Regions from separate parts of the Homo sapiens genome. Here region 2 is linked to region 1. A link is a loop called in an ENCODE intact Hi-C map of the cell type or tissue named here. Cell type or tissue: Caco-2. All regions are shown on one strand. Region 1 has its middle 100 kb from the start of CYP26A1. Region 2 has its middle 51 kb from the start of CYP26A1.

The links. Peaks named below come from ENCODE experiments on the same cell type or tissue, not always from the same donor. Only the 100,000 strongest peaks of a DNase experiment are listed, where the experiment ranks them.
Region 2: a loop joins it to region 1, with 12 times the contacts of the local background. A loop is called at or near these places in 1 of 110 quality-filtered maps.

Annotation. Positions count from the first base shown.
Region 1 is chr10:93,173,272-93,178,271 of GRCh38, reverse strand. No RefSeq gene overlaps it. Among named protein-coding and RNA genes, the nearest start is that of CYP26A1, 100 kb to the right of the region's middle. In Caco-2, no CTCF peak of the experiment used is centred here; no DNase peak of the experiment used is centred here.
Region 2 is chr10:93,122,338-93,127,337 of GRCh38, reverse strand. No RefSeq gene overlaps it. Among named protein-coding and RNA genes, the nearest start is that of CYP26A1, 51 kb to the right of the region's middle. RefSeq lists enhancers at 3,264-3,323, 3,414-3,483. In Caco-2, a CTCF peak has its summit at 654 (motif pointing left); a DNase peak (open chromatin) is centred at 2,657.

The DNA.
Region 1 (5,000 bases):
ATAGAGGAGGCAGCAGAGACACAAGTCATTCAAATAATGATCATCTTTGTGTTAGCTTAGAAGCTGGCCCAAATTGTGATGACATTTGATTACTGACATTAATTACTTACTAGATTCATGTCCTTCCATCCACTCTGCACAATGCTATGGGGTTAAAATTCTGAAAATGTATTTCCTGTCTTCTCCCCAACGCTTAACTTTCAATAACCTCCCATAATCTATAACCCAGACTCTTTAGCCTGGCATCTGAAGGTCTCCCTCAGCCCCCACTGTGAACCAAGTCCTCCCCCCTGCCTTCTGCCACACCCCTGCACCAACCTTCCACTTCAGGCAAAGTGGTCAACTGACTGTCCCCCAAACATGAAGAGAGGCCCTGTCACCTTTGTGAATATGATCATGCCATTTCTATTACCTAAAACATCTCCTTTCCCTCAACTCCTCCAAATCCTGCCTTTTCAAGCTTCAATTTCCCCAATACACTCACTTGCTCAATTTCCCAAAGCCAAAGCCTCCCAAATGGTGCCATTTATTTTTTCAGCCAATTTCAAAGCTATAAATTGGCAACCCTTGCATCCAATCAGTTCTGATTTGGAGGACAGATCCCATGATCCAAACATAGTTGCCTAGCACCATGGCCCTCAGCACCACCATGAGCAGGCTAATGTTCCTAAGAATGAAACAAAAGTTGAAAAAGCACATAGCAAATTGAGCCTGATTTTTCCTTTTGCTTTTCTTATCACTGACAGCTCTCAAACTATCCTGGACTTAGTCAATTTAAAAAGAGCTTTGACCGGGCGCGGTGGCTCACACCTGTAATCCCAACACTTTGAGAGGCCAAGGCAGGCGGATCACCTGAGGTCAGGAGTTTGAGACCAGCCCGACCAACACAGAGAAACCCTGTCTCTGCTAAAAATACAAAATTAGCCAGGCATGGTGGCACATGCCTGTAATCCCAACTACTCGGGAGGCTGAGGCAGGAGAATTGCTTGAACCTGGGAGGCAGAAGTTGCAGTGAGCTGAGATTGCGCCATTGCACTCCAGCCTGGACAACAAGAGCGAAACTCCATCTCAATAAAAAATAAAATAAAATAAAAAATTGGCCACGCGCAGTGGCTCATGCCTGTAATCCCAGCACTTTGGGAGGCCAAGGCGGGCGGATCACCTGAAGTCAAGAGTTTGAAACCAGCCTGACCAACATGGAGAAACCCTGTCTCTACTAAAAATACAAAATTAGCCGGGCATAGTGGCACATGCCTGTAATCCCAGCTACTCAGGAGGCTGAGGCAGGAGAATCGCTTGAACCCAGGAGGCAGAGGTTGCGGTGAGCCGAGATCACACCATTGCACTCCAGCCTGGGCAACAAGAGTGAAACTCTGTCTCAAAGAAAAAAACAAAAAACAAGAAAAGAAAAGAAAGAAAAATAAAAAGAGCTTTAATCCTTTTTACAAAGTCCTGTTGGACAGGAACCCGGGTTCGAAACCTTGTCCTGTGGTGGCTACAGGAGGGATACTGAGACCACGTGGCCAAGGATGTCACCCAGGACAGACTGGGGCTTCTCAAATCCATCCCAGAGCATGGAAGCACAGACTCAAGCAGTCTTCCTGGTGGCCTGAGGCTACCCACAAAGGTAGCCATTCCTGTCCCCACCATCCAAAGACTCAAGTGAATCCTTCTCCCCTTAAGGTAAAGTAAGGCCTAACGTCAGAGGAATTGGCTTCCAGACCATCCCTGCTACCTTCTAGACAGGTGTACCCAGTTAAGTCATTTAACCTCTGGGCCTCAGTTTCCTCAATCATAAACTACAGATCTAGCCCATACCTCAAAAGACTATTTCAGGATTAGAGCTAATACATATATACATAAGAATATTGATACAAAGAAATTGATAGGTAACTGCTAGTTAGGGTTCCCTCTAGACAGCTGTTGGGAGTCCTAAAAACTAATGCAGAGTGACATCCATATAGACAGGAAGTCACCGGGACACAGCACAAATCCATGGTGAGTGGAATGTTGGATATTTTTGCATTGAAATGATGTCTTCTCTGCTGGTCTCCACTACCCTCAACATGTGTGCGCGCACACACACACACACACACACACACACACACACACACACATTCTCTCTCTACAGTCAGCCTTGCCTAAGCTGAATGGGACCTTCTCAGCCTGACCCTCTCAGAAGCCTTGTTTCTGTCATTTTCTCATACATCTGCCTTTTATTCTAGAGTCACTGCCATGGGACTTTTGTCCCTTGAGAATCCATATCCCCTTCTCACTGTCCTACAGTTACAACCAAAGAGTGCAGACCGGACTACAGCTCCCATTTCCATTCCCAGATTTCCTCTCTTGATATGTCCCCATAGAAATCTCTCTTACTTCCCACCCGACCCCCTCTTGACAGACCCTCAGCCATCATTCCCCTGAAGTGGGTTCTCCATAAACGCTTTATGAGTGAACAAAAACTCCTGTCATTATTCACTATCTTACAAGCTCTTTAAAAGAATGCCACCAACTCCCCTCCTGTCCTGGCCTCATCAGGAGACACGCAGCGCCACTATACAGGGCAGGTCAACCAGAAACAGCCGTAAAATCTGGGCAGCCCAGTTCAGCCAGCCACAAAAGCAGCGAACCTTGTTTTTCCTTCCAGCCTCACAACCCCACCAGAAAGACAGACCACCTTTAACTAGGTCAACCAAATTTCACAGTCTTCACCCCACACTTTCCCCCTTTATCATCATGGTTCTCAGTTCTTGGTTGGAGGCATTAAATTTATTGTGATGATTTATGTCTGGAAAAAATGAAAAATCTCATCAATTCTTGACTGAACCGAAGAAGACCTTCTCGTATGGAAAAACGCACCATTCAGGACAGCAGCATAGCCTCGGACCATCTCTGCTCGGGGATTTTTCTAAAAAGAGTCCTAAGCTGGCTAGAGCTAAAATTTTGGCAACTTTGAGATGAAAGTCAGGACAGGGAGGAAACTGCTTTTGAAAAGCCAGTCTCATTTAACTCATGAAGAACCATCCGTCACAGGACTTGACCTTCTCACCCCATCCCTTCCTCTCTGCTTCCACAAATGACCAAGCGTAGCTTTCCTCTCGTGACCCTGCAGACCAACTCCTTGGTAAACAAAGAGGGATAAACAGCTGCCATATAAAAACACCTTGCTTGGACTGACTCCACTTACCCCAGATGGTCTGCCTGAAAGTTGTCCCTTTGCTTTTACACACTGCAACCTAAAATCCAATGAGAAACACGTTTCTTTGTAAGAAACGAAGCATCATACGTTGATGCAATATGAAATCTCATTCCACGGTATTGAGGATTTCACTGGGTTTAAGCTGAAAGACACCCTAACCCAAGGAGGCTTGTTATCTTGTTTGCTTTAGCCTCAACCCTAAAGCTGCAAACACAAGGCTTACAAAATGAGGGGCTCTTGAACTGAATTTGAGTGTGCGTGTATTTATTAATAGACAAGTAAGAACGCAGCATTATTCTCATTCCTGTGAAAATTTCACTCCACCTACACTTGTGTAACCAGGTCAAATCAAGCCTGAGTTATATGAGAACGTGGATTCTAACTTTAACAAATACATAAAGTCATGACCCTTTTGTTTTGATATGCTGCCTGGTCCAGACAGGCAGAAAAGCCACCGCTAAAACCAAGAGGTATACAAGACTTCACAATTTATTAAGAAGATTAGTTGGCTTTAGTTTGTCCACTAATGATTAGTCACTGAATGTGCATTCCCTTGGAAGCCTCAGAGATCAGGTAACTCAAGGAACAGTTTGGTTTAATTTTATTTCCCTCTTTCTTTTTGATACGTCACTGTGCTCTGGAAATTAAGGGCTGTTTTACCTACAACCATTCCTAACTATATTATATACAACGTGACAAGCCCACCTTAAATATTGTATGTTTATTCACTTTCCACTATATTTGTAGAACTGCCTGCTGTGAAATTACAAAGTTCATGGTTCAGCTGAACTTTTGAACTCAAGTGAGGATTTGACACAGCAAAACAATCTAAATGAACCCAACATGAAGTTTTCATAGTCGAAACTGCTTTTCAGCCTATTGTCTGGGGTAATTGGGTAGGAAAGTTCTTTATTGATGTTGTAAAAACTACCAGTTTAATAACAGGCAGAGGGAGTGGAGAGGAGATGAGTGGATGTACCTTGGAGCGTCTAAAATCACGCTTCTTTGCGAGTTCACTGAACTCTACCTGACCCTGTGAGGAAGGTCTCCCCAGGACAACCCAACAACTCTAAGGTTTGTGACCAAATGGCTGCAGCCTGCCAGCTCTCAATACCTCAGCGCAGAATGACCTTTCAAATACCACACAAAATAATAAGAATATTCATTTAAAAAATAGTAGCTGCCACGATGCATTGAATGACTACCAAGTACCAGTACCAGGTACACACTTCTTCATTAAATCTTCACAAAAATTATGCCAGGCTAGGATTACCATCTCCATTTTATAGATGAGAAAACTGAGACCAGAGACATTAAGCAATTTGTCCAAGATCACACAGCTGATATCTGTGCCTCAGTTTCCTCATCTGCAAAACAGAAGTTGGACTAAGTGATCTCAGAGTTGAGGTTTTAAGTGCTGGCTTACATGCATGCAGCAGTCAGAGAGGGAAATTCCATGTGGAAGATAGAAGAGCTTTCATTCACTGTAATCCCAACGCAACCTATGAAGTAAGTTGAGGTAGGGTAACCTCAACTTTATCGAAGAAATTGAGTTTACGTGGGTTAGTTGACTTGCCTAAGGTCACACAGCTGGCAGGAGCAGAGTTAGGATAAAATCCCAGACTCTAAAGCTTATGCTTCTTCCATCTCTTAACTGCAAAGTCAGTGTGATGTCCTTTGGGTCTCGACCTCTACATTAAAAATTTTGACTGAGTTTGAGAGTGAAGGTTGGCAGGCTAAGGGTGGGAAGGAAGGTTTGTTTGGACTAAATATCAGAGTTATTGCTTCAGAGTTTTTATTC
Region 2 (5,000 bases), 51 kb after region 1:
TCAAAGTGAAACCTCTTTAAACAAAACTTAAAAATTTTAGTAAATGGTAACATAATAAATGACAAAAACTAATAAAAATAATTTTTTAAATAAAGCTAAATAAGTTTATCTCATCTTATATGACCAAATTTGGAAAATAATGGTAAATGTGCTCTAATTCTTAGAACAAGCAATAAATGAATTAGTTTCAGGGGTTTTGGTGCAATTTTCTGCCAACATTACATGACAGTACAATAGCAATACCTTCACTTCAGGTTTTATTCTATAGCATGATCATAAAAATAGTCATTTTCACAAAAATATTACAAGATATCACCCATTTCCTGAAGCCTTTCCTATTCAAGTCATTCTGTTTTGAAGCATCCTGCTGCCATTCTTTTCTTCAATTGGTAGTGGACTAATTTAGTGATATCCACATTTTCAATAGCTTTTTCAGAAACCATAGGACTTTTCCAACATCACCCTTTAGAATGTTTCATGAAATCCTGTATTCTTGCATGATTTTTTTGATGTGTTGTTAGCTTGGAAAAATGTCGATGTTAAGTCAGGTGGAAGGAAACAGAGCTATTCAAAGGTGTACTAATTTTATAACGTGTTAGTTATTCAGGAATTCTGCATCCCTAAGCAACCTACCAATTGTTGGAACTGGAATACAAGGCACAACCAAGCTGTATTGTGCCAGTGCTGCCCCCTGGTGACAGATATGAAGAACTGGTCCTCCCTTCACTTCTTTCTCCTGGAGAGGCTCCCCACCCAGGCTGTGTTCTCCCTTTTTTCCTGCCACCACTTCCCCTTCTATAACCAGAACCAGGATTTGTCTTTCATATGAAACCTCTGACTATTTTCTTTCTTTTCTTTTGCTCACAAACCTCTGAAAACTCTTCCTCTTACCTGCCTCCAACTTCACTCTCCATCTAGGTCGCAAAAACAACCTCAACAGAAGCTGATGAACATCAGGCTAGCTCCAGGAGTTCGCCTGTCTGTGTCACAGAACAGAAAAGCCATATGTTCAAAGTGAAGTTAGAATGAAAAGCATTGCTATCAACCTGGGGGGTCCTGGAAGGTGCCCAGAAGTTCTCTTCAGAACTCTGTGCCTCTTTCTTAACCTTTAAGAAAAACTTTCTCAAATACCAGCATTCATAATCAGTCACAAACAATTTCTTTGTTAATCTTTTTATTGCTGCTCTGACAGGGAAGAAACCTTTGTCCAGGTCATAGGGGTGGCCCTCCTAAGAGACTGTGCTGGAACTGTTGGGGCCCTCTTAAATGAAGGCAGCCATCTTTCCCCCCTCCAGATTGCTTCTTGGCATCCCAGTCTGCTGTGCTCTCCAGACTGCAGAGGACCCAGCGCTTACTGGCCTCCCACTCATATCCATGTTGGTTTCTCCCATCATTTGTCCTTCTCTCCTTCCTATTCATTGACTTTTCCACTCCCCAGCATAGCTGCGTCCTGGATTCAAGTTCTGGCAATACCATTTACTAGGTGTGTGTGATCACGGCATGCCACCCTTCTAGGCCTGATGTAGTTTGAATGTGTGTCCCCACCAAATCTCATGTTGTATTGTAATCCCCAATGTTGGAAGTGGGGCCTGGTGGGAGGTGTTTGGATGATGGGGGAAATCCCTCATGAATGGCTTGGGCCATCCCCTTGGTGATAGTGAGCTTTTGCTCTGAGTTCACATGAGATCTGGTCATTTAAAAGTGTATGCCATCTGCCCCCACTCTCTCTCTCGCTCCTGCTCTTGCCATATGACATGACTATTCCCCCTTCACCTTCTGCCACGATTGAGAGCTCTCTGAGGCTTCACGAGAAGCCAAGCAGATGTCAGCACCATGCTTCCTGTAAAGCCTGCAGGGCCATGAGCCCATTAAACCTCTTTTCTTTATAAATTACCCAGTCTTGGGTATTTCTTTATAGCAATGCAAGAGCGACCTAATACAAGGCTTCAGTGTTCCCATCTTTAAAATGAGAATAGCAACAGTACCAACTTCATAAGGTCACAGTGAGGGTTAAATACATTAAGAAAGAACAGGGGTGTGTGTTTGGTGGTGGAGGGGGCAGTGGTACTTGTGGTACTTAGCATCATGACTGGCACAGAGCTAGCACTCAATAAATGTTAGCCCTTGCTTTTTTAGTTCCTTTGTGTCTTACACCTAGGCTATCATGAACTTGCCAACGAACCCCGGGGGAATACTCCTTCCTTGGCTCTTCATGTGCCAGACTCATTTTCACTATTGCCAGAAGATGTGTTAAGGTAGCAGCAGAGAAGGCATGAACAGCACAGCCTTTGTGGGGGTAAGGAAACTGCAGGATTTTTCCTAAAGAAGATTTACTTTTCTTCTTCCCTATTTTCCAAGACTTGACAACCCCTTAGGTTCAGGAACTAGCAGAAGCAGTTTCACCTTGGAACACACTTTTATTTGTTACTTAAAGTAAAGGTAGACTTTTAAATTTCTTCCTTTGTTTATAAATAGGACATGATTATTGAAGAGAATTTAGAAAACCACAGAAAGTTTAAAGATGAAAAAAATCACCTGACTTCCTCCTTTCAGAGATAACCACTGATAACATTTCACAATCTCTTTTGCACACGTATATCTCTATGCTTGTTAAAAATAGACTCCTGGCTGGGCGTTGTGGCTCATGCTTGTAATCCCAGCACTTTAGGAGGCTCAGGCAGGTGGATTACTTGAGGTCAGGAATTCGAGACCAGCCTGACCAACATGGTGAAACCCCGTCTGTACTAAAAATACAAAATTAGCCAGGCATGGTGGCATGTACCTGTAGTCCCAACTACTTGGAAGGCTGAGGCAGGAGGATCACTTGAACCCAGGAGATGGAGGTTGCAGTGAGCCAAGATCATACCGTTGCACTCCGGCCTGGGCAACAGAGCAAGACTCTGTTTAAAAGAAAAAAAAAAAAAGATTTCTACCATTCTTCAGTTTTTGTTATACTTTCATGCTTTGCTTTATCACTTAACTTATATAGTGAACATTTCCCAGCATTCAATATTCATAAAAAATGACTGTACCGTAATTCATCATGTAAACGCACCATAAGTACTATATATTCTTCTATCATGTCTAATTTAAACAACCCTGGAATGAACACTTTATCAGAAATCTGTTGTCTTCAATTCTGAGTACTTCTTCAGTATTAATTTCTGGAGGGGGATTGCTGGGGTTAGAATGGATTACCCCACTTAATACTCTTTATACGTACTGCAAAACTTTTGCAGAAAGGTTGTACCAATTTACAATCCCATCGGCAAAGTCTGAGGGACCTAAAAGGCCCACCTCTAGTCTCTTGTCCTGGAGACACAGCCCATCAGCTTCTGAGTGGAGGTTGTGAAGGGCTGCTCACCAGAGCATTCAAGAGGGATTCACACTGCTTCCTGTTGCTTATTTTCAAGAGAACTTCAGGTGTATTAAAGAGGTGTCATACTTCAAATGACTCCTGTGATCTGACACTGCATTAAATTTCTCCACCGTTTTTTGTTTTTAAAGACAGGGTCTCGCTCCATCACCCAGGCCGGAGGGCAGTGGTGTAATCATAGCTCACTGTAACCTTGAACTCTTGGGTTCAAGTGATCCTGCCACCTTAGCCTCCTGAGTAGCTGGGACTACAGGCACGTGCCACCACACACAGCTAATTTTTTATTTTTTATAGAGATGGCATCTCACTATACTGACCAGGCTGGTCTCAAACTTCTGGACTCAAGTGATCCTCCCACCTCAGCCTCCCAAAGTGCTGGGATTACAGGCTTGAGCAACCGTACCCAGCCTCCACCCTCTTTTTAGTGAAACCCCCAAGGCCCTAGCACTAAAAGTGGTCGGCATGTGGAACAGCCTGAAACCCACCATCACTACCTCATTATTAGCTAACGCAGCCCCTCATGTGTTACCTGCAAACATTAATCACAAAAGTAGTTGCTTTTTACTCATTTATTTCTCATCTGTGTTCCTCACTATAATATATGTTCCACAAGGGACCACATTGTCTTATTCATCACTGTAAGCCCAGCACCTGGCCCTCTGCCCAGTATAGAGCAGATGCTCCATCAATATTTGTCGAATAATCAAATGATTCGTCTTTGTCCCTCAAAAAGCTACCTATATCACATGTGCCCCCAAGTTTACAAGAGTTTGGGGCTCACTGCAACCTCCGCCTTCCAGGTTCAAGCGATTCTCCCACCTCAGCCTCCCAAGTAGCTAGGACTACAGGCACGTGCCACCACATGCAGCTGATTTTTGTATTTTTAGTAGAGACAGGGTTTCACCATCTCTACATTACATCAGATGTAAATGTTTAATAGTAACTTAAGATATGGCCAGTTATTATATTGCCAAGCAGGATGTAAGTTTCACAGCTGGCATAGTCATTTTGTCAACAAAATCCACTGTTACTCACAATCTTCCCTATTTAGGAAGTCACTGCGAGGAGACCCCCAGCATGAGGCAATAGCTTCACAGCCATTCACTGGAGCATGTCACTGGGTTGGAGTTTGGGGCCAGCTTAGAACTCACATATTGGCCAAAGTAACACCTCTGGGATTCCAATTCTAGAGGAATATTTTAACCTGTCCAGTTGGAACCAGTTGAACTGTTCACACCCCTGTGTGGCCAGTGCAAGCTATTGAGAGAATGGATCACTGTCACTTTAAGTTTGAAGTGCCCAAATTAAATATATTTTCATGAGGGATGAGTGTATTTTCATGATGTACGTACAGTGTAGGCACCAAACTACCCAGGCTTGACTCTCAGCCTCTCTCTTACTAGTTATATGACTCTGGGTAAATTCGTTAAGCTTGCTGTGCCTCAGTTTCCTCATCTGGAAAACAGGCATACTAACCTTGTCTACCTCATATTGTTTTCAGAAGGATTCATGGACTAATACATGTAAAACACTTACATTGGTCCTCGCACAGAGGAAGGACAAATGAATATTCACCATGGTCATTACTGCTGTCCCCTGGCCATCATCCTTCCTCATGATATCA